Regions from separate parts of the Homo sapiens genome. Here region 1 is linked to region 2. The links are chromatin loops, found by intact Hi-C in ENCODE. Cell type or tissue: heart left ventricle. All regions are shown on one strand. Each heading gives the region's core, and the rest is flanking DNA. Links, peaks and the distances in the headings are about the cores only.

Evidence for each region. Peaks named below come from ENCODE experiments on the same cell type or tissue, not always from the same donor. Only the 100,000 strongest peaks of a DNase experiment are listed, where the experiment ranks them.
Region 1: it touches region 2 in a loop (3-fold over the local background); 1 of 110 quality-filtered maps calls a loop at or near these places.

What each region holds. Positions count from the first base shown.
Region 1 is chr15:91,404,735-91,410,115 of GRCh38, reverse strand. It overlaps LOC107984778 (a long non-coding RNA gene), which reads left to right. Exons shown (of 5, transcript XR_007064763.1): 4 at 1,114-1,281. Among named protein-coding and RNA genes, the nearest start is that of CRAT37, 56 kb to the left of the region's middle. In heart left ventricle, for the core only: no CTCF peak of the experiment used is centred there; no DNase peak of the experiment used is centred there; H3K4me3 peaks cover 913 bases; H3K27ac peaks cover 2,765 bases.
Region 2 is chr15:91,625,403-91,630,783 of GRCh38, reverse strand. No RefSeq gene overlaps it. Among named protein-coding and RNA genes, the nearest start is that of CRAT37, 160 kb to the right of the region's middle. RefSeq lists an enhancer at 2,964-3,464. In heart left ventricle, for the core only: no CTCF peak of the experiment used is centred there; DNase peaks (open chromatin) are centred at 2,913 and 3,183; H3K27ac peaks cover 1,916 bases.

The sequences.
Region 1 (5,381 bases), core at 257-5,256, 220 kb after region 2:
TGATCTGGAGCTAAGGAGTCACTCTCCCTTATAATTTTCTGTTTGTCACACTCATAATCTTTGTGTGCCAGCAAAAACAAAATGAGGCCAGGTCACAGTATTCCTGTATGTCCTTCTTTATGAGACAACAGTTACTTCTCAGCCATTATTACTCCAGCAAGAGATAGAGGACCAATGTTATAAAACAAGACTATCCAGCTAAACTAGTGAGCATCGCAGGAATATACTAGGATACAAAATTTACCATCTTTAATGTCCCTCCTCTGTATTGAATTCCTTAGATTAAAATGGAGAATAGGTATCTTTAAAAAGAAAAGAAACTGTGTAACCTAAGTTTACATTTTTCTCTATGAGAAAAGTGTTTGCTAGGGAACTAAAACTATCTCAGCGTGGGTAAAATATTATGGTATGAGCTTCCCATTAACAGGAATTTTATCTTATCTATTCTAGTATTCCCACTACCTAATTTAGTGGTGTTCCATAAATTATCATGAGTAAAAGGGTATCAGTAATGGAAAAATTCAGTGCCAGTTGGCTCTAGACACACTTTAAGAATTGCTACCAAATAACTGGGATATTGCAAGTAGGAATACAAATTGCTATTTCAGTTTCAAACAGGCTATCTCTGGGGGATGAGAAAATGTCATAATGAGTAGCAGCAGAACATCCCAGCAGGGTTCCAAAATGCTGAGATTTCAACCCATGAGCACCAATGCCAATATTAATAAAGTCACCTATATGAGAAAATTTCTTCTCTGTTTTGAAAGATCATATTCAAAGCTGAATAAAAAGCCAAAATCAGAGGACAAATGAACCAGTTTTCAATCCTAAGAAACATGAATTTTCAAGTAAAGTAAATTAACTCAAACATGAATTTTCAAGTAAAGTACATAGATTAGCTCAATAGTACAGTTTTGTCATAAAATATATTAGTTCTACAAAGAAATAGCCTGGCCAAACCACATTCCAGCTGTATAGGTGTTCTGGTTATTTACATATCATCTCTCTAACCCATACCCAGCTTCTCTATTCTCCTCTACGAGGCTGGGTATGTGCAAACTCCATTTCTGAGACTCTCCCGCCTGCTTACTTCCCGGTCGATTCTATCAACAGGAGGCACTGGCAAGAGATAAGAAGACTGGAAAAAGAGATTTCTGCTTCTGACTCTGACAGAAGGGTAGTTGCTGGAGATTGCTAAAGCGGTTTCATCTGGCTCATTCCGGATTTCTGGAATTGGCAGCCTGAGCCAATTCCAGACATAGCTGCAGCGGTACCTCATTGGTGGGTTCAGGACTGACTTCTCCAGTGTCCTTCTCCTCTGAGTATCACCTTCGCCTGCTTTTACCCTCCAGCCCTCCGATTTCTTTGTCACCAGCTTCCTGACTCTTCATGGAGCCAGTGGCTATCTGACCTTTCTGAGTTGCAGTTTCCTCAGTTCTGAAACTGGGTTAATTAATACACAGGGATAAGAGGAAATGAAATTAAGACTTACAGAAATCCTCTGCACTAGAAAGGTGGTAGTAATCCCCTATGTAATTCAAGTTTTAAAAAATAATAATAAATGTAAAAAATCCATAAAATTCTGATTTTTAACAGAACTACTATTTTAATGCTAATTTTTAAATATCAAAAAAATATACATATTGGTGCCCTTGTTTTGCTATTATCTTAATTACATACTTTGTCTACCTATTGTGTACCAACCTCTTATAGCATCCACTTTATAGGGTAGTTTGGGGGCCTGGTAATAAAGTACATAAAGCTCCTAGGACAGTGCCTATCCTGTAATAAGCACTAAATACCTGGCAGCAATCATTATTTTTGTGTAGATGATTTTAACAGCTAATCATATTTTCTCTGATACTTCCTTCACTTTCTAATATCACTGTTTGTACAACAGCTCAGATTATACCATCATTATACCTCTTCACAGCTGAGGTCTCTACCTCAAGCAGAGATCTCTACCTCAAGTAGAGATTATACAGGTAATAGCAGAAATCTCTCTTGATTCATTAAAATGTGTTACAAGCCATAAACAGGAAACACTCTTCCTAACAAAATATATATAGCCTATTTAAGCTTAAGGGGAAATTAACATTTATTGTTGCCTATTATATGTCAGGTAGTTTGCTAGGTACCTTCATCTGGATGATCTCATTTAGTCTTGTTAAACTAACTAGTCAGAAGAATATTTGCTTTATTAATTGCATGAACATAAACAAAGATAATGGGTACTGTCTATTTTAATTAACAGGTGACTAAGTATTATATTAGGAAGAGACTCACTCACGTAGCAAAGATTTACTGCATGCTTACTGAGTGCCAGAAACCAAGGATACAGAGATTAAAATAAAAAGCCACAACGGAACTGACTCTTCCCCACCCCAGCTGCTTGAATAGTGGCTGCCAAAGGCTCACAGGTGGCTTCAGCGAAGGGAAGCAGCCTCATCCAGAAAAGCCTGTGAGGTCATGCCTTCCTCCACAGCCAGCCCAGGCCAATGACATATGTGGCACAAAAAGCTCAGCCCCTTGCCTTAAGGTGGGGCAAGTCTACAGTGTTATTTACATTTCAGAGCACCCCAAGAAATCACAGTGAAGTTAGACTCCAGTGCAGCCACAACATCTTTGCTTAGCTTCTTCCTCTAGCCTGTCCCGCTTTCCTCCTTCCCTTCCAGGTTCTCCCTGAGAGCACTCCTTCAATGACTCACTCAACAAGAATCCTCATTCCAGGCTCTGCTTCTAGGGAGCCTGGCCTCATCTGTCTTCAAGAAGCTTTCTGCCTAGTAGAGAACCATACCTGCAAACATACAAACAAAATGTAAATCATAGTGTGAAGTCATGAATGTGAATGTACAAAACACGGTAAGTGCACAGAAGAAGAAGCATGGCAGAATCAGCACTCAACTCCGTGCCCATGGTACATGGGTAAAAGCAAGATTAAATATCCATCCCAAATTCAAGTACAGTAAGGCATAGATTCTACAGCAGAGGTCAGCAAATTTTTTCTTAATGAACATATAGTAAGTTTTCTAGGCTTTTCAGGAGCATAGGAGAAATTCTGTGTATTTTGTAAGTACTTATAAAACCATTTCAAATGTGACCTCAGGCAGCTGACTCGACTTCACCTGTAGGCATATCTAGAATAGTGTTTCTCAAACATTAATATGCATAGTAACCACCAGATGATGTTGTGAAAATAGATTCTCATCTGGTAGGTCTAGGGTGGGGTCTGAGAATCTGTATTTCTTTTTTTTTTTTTTTTTTTTGAGAAGGAGTCTCGTTCTGTCACCCAGGCTGGAGTGCAGTGGAGCGATCTCGGCTCACTGCAAGCTCCACCTCCCGGGTTCATGCCATTCTCCTGCCTCAGCCTCCTGAGTAGGTGGGACTACAGGCGCCCGCCACAATGCCCGGCTAATTTTTTGTATTTTTAGTAGAGACGGGGTTTCACTGTGTTAGCCAGGATGGTCTCGATCTCCTGACCTCATGATCCACCCACCTTGGCCTCTCAAAGTGCTGGGATTTCTAATAAGCTCCTAGGTGATGTTGATGCTGTTGGTCCAAGGTCCACACATCGAGAAACAAGTCTCTAGAGAGATAAGTATGGTAAAAGGAGAAATCCTAAAAGAAAAACAATTGAGCAAAGCTGCAGGAGTTTTAGGAGCAGAGGAAGCAATAGCAAGGGCTCTAGGCTGAGGTCAGAGGGAGTGCCAAGTAATTTAATTAATGGACATTTATTGACCATCAACTCACTTCAAATCATGGCTCTAAGTGCCACAAGGAAAGAGGCCAAGCTTTCACAACCTTGAGCATACTTTGTTAAAGAATCAGCTAGAAGACAGAGTAGCAGAGGAGGAAGACCTGTGTAGTCCACTGTGGCAGAGAGAGCCAATCGTCCAGCAGAAACCTGATGCTTCAAGGGCTCAGATACACACGAATAGAGGATCTCAACAAATAGATGCTTTATCTGCCCAGCAACCGCCTGTCCAACTTCAGATTGCCATAACCCTTGCCACTGATCTATGTAGCCAAGGCTATTTCTTTTAAAACAACTACGTAATCGTCCTCATTTTTTCCTTTAAAAAACCTGTGTCTTCTTGTAATCCCAGCACTTTGGGAGGCCAAGGTGGGCCGATAATGAGGTCAGGAATTCAAGACCATCCTGGCCAACATAGTGAAACCCCATCTCTACTAAAAATTAAAAAAAAAAAAATAGCCAGGTGTGGTGGTGGGTGCCTGTAATCCTGGCTACTTGGGAGGCTGAGGCAGGAGAATCACTTGAACCTGGGAGGTGGAGGTAGCATTGAGCCGAGACTGCACCATTGCACACCAGCCCGGGTGACAGTGCAAAGACAGACTCCATCTCAAAAAACAAACAAACAAACAAAAACACCTGTGTCTTCTTTTATCTCTCCGAATACACACATAGTTTACTATGGCGTGTGTATTTCCATTGCAATGCTCTATTTCCAAATAAACATCATTTTCTTTAAAAAAAAAAAAAAAAAAAAGATATTTCAGAGGCAGGCAAACCAAAGCACACAGATTTAAATTCCACTTTCAAATCTTGATTAGCTCTTTGGCCTAATATGTGTCATCTAACTACCCTGCTATGGTTTGAATGTTTGTGTCCCTCCAAAACTCACGGTAGAACTTAAACCTCAAGGTGGTGGTATTAAGATATAGGGCCTTTGGAAAGTGATTGCACTGTAAGGGTTCCACCCTCATACATGGGATTAGTGTCCTTATAAAAGGGCTTGAGGGAGTGAGTTTGCGCCTTCCATCCTTACACCATGTGAGGACACAGCAAGAGGTAAAATCTGTGAAGCAGAGAGCCAGCCTTCACCAGACACCAAATCTGCTAGTGCCTTGATCTTGGACTTCTAGCCTCCTGAACTGTGAAAAATAGGTTTCTACTCTTTATAAGTTACTCGGTCTAAGATATTTTTTTACAGCAATATAAATGGACTGAGACATATTCTGAACCTCAGATTACCATGCTGAACATGCAGGTATCAACTTCAGCAAGGCATTATGAAGGTTAAATGGGATAGGATGTATAGAGGCAGCTGGCACATAATAGTTGAATGAAGATCCAACACTTTTTCTTCCCTTGGTAAAGACATTGGCATAGTCACTTGCTTGTGAAATGTGCAAATATGGAACCAGTGGTTTTAAGAGAGGACTGCACAATTCCTATGAATATATAAGCTCTCTCTGGAAGAATACCCAATAAGTTGAAAACACTGATGGCATTGAGACAGGTTAATGAATGAGTAGAGAACAAGGATGAGAGAAAAACTTTTGTGTATCTTGATTCTTTTTGATGTACATATTTTGCTCATTAAAAAATGGAATTACAGGGCCAGGCCACGATGGCTCGT
Region 2 (5,381 bases), core at 189-5,188:
CCAAATCTCATCTTGAGTTGTAATCCCTATAATCCTCACAATCCCCAGGTGTCAAGGGAGAGACCAGGTGAAGGTAATTATATCATGGGGGTGGTGTCCCCCATGCTGTTCTCATGATAGTGAGTTTTTAAGAGATCCGATGGTTTTATAAGCATCTGGCATTTCCCTTGCTGGCTGTTCTCCTTCCTACCACCTTGTGAAGGAGGTACTTGCTTCGTCTTCACCCTCAGCCATGATTTTAAGTTTCCCGAGGCCTCCCCAGCCATGCTGAACTGTGAGTCAATTAAACCTCTTTCCTTTAGAAATCACCCAGTGTTGAGCAGGTCTTTATAGGAGTATGAAAACAGACTAATACATATATTTTCTTTCAAGGCCACCCTGAGTAAGCGCTAACATTGCATCAGCTAATTTTGGCAATTGCCAAAACGTCATGTAGAGCCATCCAAAAAACAGGTTTGAATTTTTTTCCTCCTTCGTCACTCGGAATATGGAGCAATCTGTGAAGACACAGGTGTGGGCTGAGGCGGGGCAGTCCATGTGCTAATACCTTCTCCTCCTATGCAGCCCATAGCACCCAGCTTCCCATATTAAAGGATTTAATGTAATTTGTATCCATGTCTACGTTCATGTTTTATATATTGCCTATACATACATAAATCTTGTATGCATTGCATATCTTATCTAAGATATTTCAAGCATTTTGAGGGCTGAGACCTTTCCCACCATTCTTAACTACTCTGTCTTCGGTATCTAATACAGTACCTGGATTGTAGTAGTAGAGATGTTACACTTCACAAATAAAAATACAGGACACCCTCCAGCACTTTGGGAGGCCGAGGTGGGCGGATCACGAGGTCAGGAGATCGAGACCATCTTGGCTAACATGGTGAAACCCCGTCTCTACTAAAAATACAAAAAAAATTAGCCGGGAGTGGTGGCGGGTACCTGTAGTCCCAGCTACTTGGGAGGCTGAGGCAGGAGAATGGCGTGAACCCAGGAGGCGGAGCTTGCAGTGAGCCAAGATAGCACCACTGCAGTCCAGCCTGGGCGAAAGGGCGAGACTCCATCTCAAAAAAAAAAAAAAAAAAAAAAATACAGGACACCCAGTTATATTTGAATTTCAGACAAACAATAAATAATTTTTAGTAAAGGTATATCCCATGCAATATTTTGGGACATATTTATACTAAAAAATTTGCTGTTCATCTGAAATTCAAACTTAATTTGGTATCCTGTATTTTATCAGTAACCCTGAGAGTAGGTTCTCAATAAGTATTTGTTGCATTCATAAATAAATAAATAAAAGAAATCATGGATTTATTTAGCGCTTATTCTATCCTTCCCAATTCATTGAACCTTTCCACAGCTATGTAATAGTTTGAAGTACTAATCCCTTCTCTCTGTGGCTGCTAGTAATGGCCACCTTTGCCTCATTGGGAAATTGTCCAAGTTGAGTCAAAGATCATAAAATGTAGAAGTTCAGGTGTAAGATGGGAAAGCTGGAGAAGAATAGTTGCTAAACCATTTTCTCTTTTGTTAAGCCTAATGTGGGCAAAAAGAGAAGGGAGTCAGTTATTCCTAAAAAGATAGTGGTTATTTTTCTTCTTGGTAGAATTTTGGGTTCAGGGGAACAGCAGAATCCCCAGATATATTAGAGACCCCAGAATAGACATATCTTTGTCTTGTTTTCTGCTCAGTTCCCCAGGAGACTGAATTAGTCAGCTATTGCTGCATAACAAATAGCTACAAAAATCATTTGGCATATAGCACTAGGCATTTATTTTTGCTCACAGGTTTGCAGGCTGGTTATAGCAGATCTATTTCAGGCTGCGAATCTTCCCCATGTGTCCCATTTAGGGGCCCAGGTTAGAGAGGCAGTGACTCCGGCAGATGTCGGAAACTTCCAGAATGGTGATCAGAAACTCACCATGCGCCTTCAGGCCTAAACTCAGGACTCAGACACTGTCACTTCTGCTCACATGCTATTGGCAAAAAAACAACAGGGCCAAGCTCAACATTAAGGGGCAAGGAGATAATTTCCTCATCTAAAGGTAGAGAAGGAAAGGGGTAGAAATGTGTTGAATAATAGTTGAATCCGGCAAACACTACGAGACAGTTGCATTACATGTTGAAGCAGAAGAGCCTGAGGCAGCCTCACTGAGACCTTGAATCCTCTCCTTGGAGAGAGGGAACAGAAAAACTATTTTCCCCTGTTGCCTAGAATGATGTGCAAACCATGTAGCTCGATGTCTGAAATATTGCAAGTGCTTATAAATATCTGCTTTGTCTTGGCAGCTCTGCCATAGGCTCTGGTTTTATTCATCATCTACCTGGATAATATGCATTGAAATGATAGTCACCACTTATTGAAGGGTTAGATTGTGCCATTTATGTCTCAGTGAGTACTCCTAACATCCTATAAAACAGATATTATTATTAATCCTATTTTGCGTATTAGAAGACTGAGGGTGGAGAAGTTGAGTAAGTAGCCTAGGAACCCTGGTAAGGGACAGAAAAGTCCCTGTCAGAACCCACGTGGGTCTGGCACAAAGCCTAAGGCTTTCCACGGCTCTGCACTGCGGTGTGTGAACCCAGGATTCCTCTCTTTGAGAGTTGTTCTCTTCTGTCTTCCTCCAGAGGCTGCAGAGAGCTCTCAGAATTCAGCTTCCAGCCACAGCTATGCAAAAACCAGAAGCAACCTTTACAGGGTAATTAAGCAGCTTTCCCATTAAGGGTTCACTAAAGGAAACTTGGTCTTGCAGCCAAGACCAATGGAGTCTAGAAAATGTCTCTTCCACAAGGTTTTGAGAAGGCGCAGCTTGCCTGCCTCCAAGCAGCCCCTGGGGAGTCCCACTGAAGGAGAGGAAGACGGGGCTGTCATTGGCACTGCGTGCTGGCAGGCAAGAAGAGTAGGGCTGGCGGGCTCCAGCAGCGGCCTTGAAGTTTGACTACCTCCAGTAACACTCTATTTATCAGGCTCCTGGCTCTGCGAATAGCCTTGTCAGCTGCTGCTGAGTCAGGGTGGGTATTTAATTAAAATCACTGTGGTGCTGTAGGAATGAGAGATTGGGAAGATAGCCAATCTCTGCAACCCTTCTCTTCACTGGTTCTTCCCTGCAGAGCCCCACTGCCAGGCCCGGGGCCTGTGACACCCCACTCTGTTTTCTCTCACCCAGCAAACAGCACAATCAGCTCTTGCGAAAGGCCTGCCCCACCTGGAGCCTTCAGCTTTGGCAGTGTGGCCACTGGAGCTTTTTAAAGCTGTGCACATGAATGCCAGAGATGCCACTTCTGTTTTCTTTAACAAATCATCGCGTAGAAGCCAGTGGCAGTGGTTTGCAGTAGAGCTATGATGTTACCAGATTGCCTCATGGACAAAACTCTGCTTCTGAGGGGTTGAAACACACGAGGGACAGTAGTAAACGGAGAACCAAAGTACCCTTTAGTTATGATTGTTAGCTGGGATTGTGGCCCAAACACCGCTGATGAGTTCTCTGGGAATCTAGGGAAGACCAGGTGGGCAAGGGCAATGTGAAAGGGCCCTTCTCTCTTTCTAAGCCCAAATCAAGTATTTGGGATTTGATGATCATCTTGCTATAGGCCTCAATGTACAGCACACGGAAGCGTGCGTTAGCCTGTGTGCCCAGGAGGAGGGAGAGGGAGAGGGCTGGTGAGGAGTGTTAAGGCCACGGGGCCTGCTCTGGCCAACTGGACTAACTGAATGAGTGCAACATGGAGGAGAGCAGCACCCCCCAGGGCCTCGGAGTATAACGTACTGGACACATGGACCTGCAGAGCCGTCAACACTTCCTGCCAGATACAGGCCCGAGACAAGGGCAGGGGTGGGGAAAGGCAGGCAGCTCCAGTGCCATCCCTGACTGTGGACCCAAACCTGCTGTGCTTCCGGCACCTGGCTGGCCCCAAATGTTTAAACAGGAATCATGGACAACACCTGCCTTCAAACAACTGATTTTCTGTGAAGGGTGACAGATGTTTTACCAAGTCATGGTAACAGTGAAAAGCCTCACTGCTCTTTGGAGATTTCCCTGGCCCCCTCCTCTCTTCATCCCCTTAGCTGAGGGAGTCATGGAGGCAGCCTTTCTGTGCCTTAATTTTCTCACCTGAAAAGTGGGCATATTATTCCAACCTCGAAGGTAACTATGAGGATCAAACTGAAGTTATTTAACTTCTACACCACTGACTTCAGACTCAAGTGTGGCAGCCTCAGCTTTACTGCTGTTCATCCATCTATCTCCATTGTGAGCCTTTTTCTTAATATGTCCTTCCCAAGTGACAGAATTAGTTGTCCCATCATTTCAATTGGTTGGGGGAAAAAAATCCCAGTATTTTTGGTTAGGAAGCCAGAGGGTTAACATATTTCATCTGTTTAATGTCTGATTAAGACATTGATAGTGTATCTCTATCTGCTTTCTTATCCATCATCCTGGGGAAAAATGTCTCAGCAGCGTTATGAACTTAGCTTACCCTATTTATTCAGAACTGAAATAAGTAAATAAACTAGCAAATTTGGAACTAAACCACTAGTCCAATTCACAGCAATTGCCCTGGACACCCTGTGTTTAGACATATTGATGTTTTGTATAAGTCTTAACTGATTCATCTCTTAAGCAAAATTACAAATAAATACCACTTACAAAGCTTAAAATGTGCAATTGCTTTCAGTTACTCCATGCTGGAGAGAACAGTGAGCCGTGAGAGTTCCTAGGAGAAAATTAACTGCTCTTGAAAAGAAGAAAACTCCAAGTGTGCCACTTTGTACACAATCTATAATCTTTGGCTCCACAGTGTTAAGGCTTTTAATTTCTAGTTGAGCAGCAATGAAGACAAGAGCAATTAGCAATCCACTTTTCATTGTCTTTGTCTTTAAAGTTCAGCGGAAGGCCCAGCAATTGAGGAGTGCTATTCTGATTTCAGAAACACAATTGCCGTGAAGGACAGCGCTTGAGCAGAGGCTTGAAAGTGCTTTATTCTTGAGCCTTTTTTATGCCTTGAAGTTTAATAGAAGTAAAAGGTGTGGGTCAGAGCGTAAGATGCTGAAAGGCATGAATCATTCATTTACCTTCAGGCATTCAGCTGTGGCCAAGCTGTCCATCAGCAGGGAGACTCCAGGTCACCAAGGCCAACATTCTTGTGCATCTAGTCCTGTGTTTGAAATGTGGGTACATTTTTACAAGTGACTCGCATTTTATACCGGCAGGACAGGAAGGGCCATCAGGACACCTGTCTGCTTTGCCATTTCCTTGCTGGGTCACATAAGGGAATCATCTTCCTTTCCCACATCCTAGTTTCTTCAACTATAAAATGAAAGTCTCGGGCTAGATAACTTCTATATGTTTTCAAGAAATATTCTTCTGCAACTT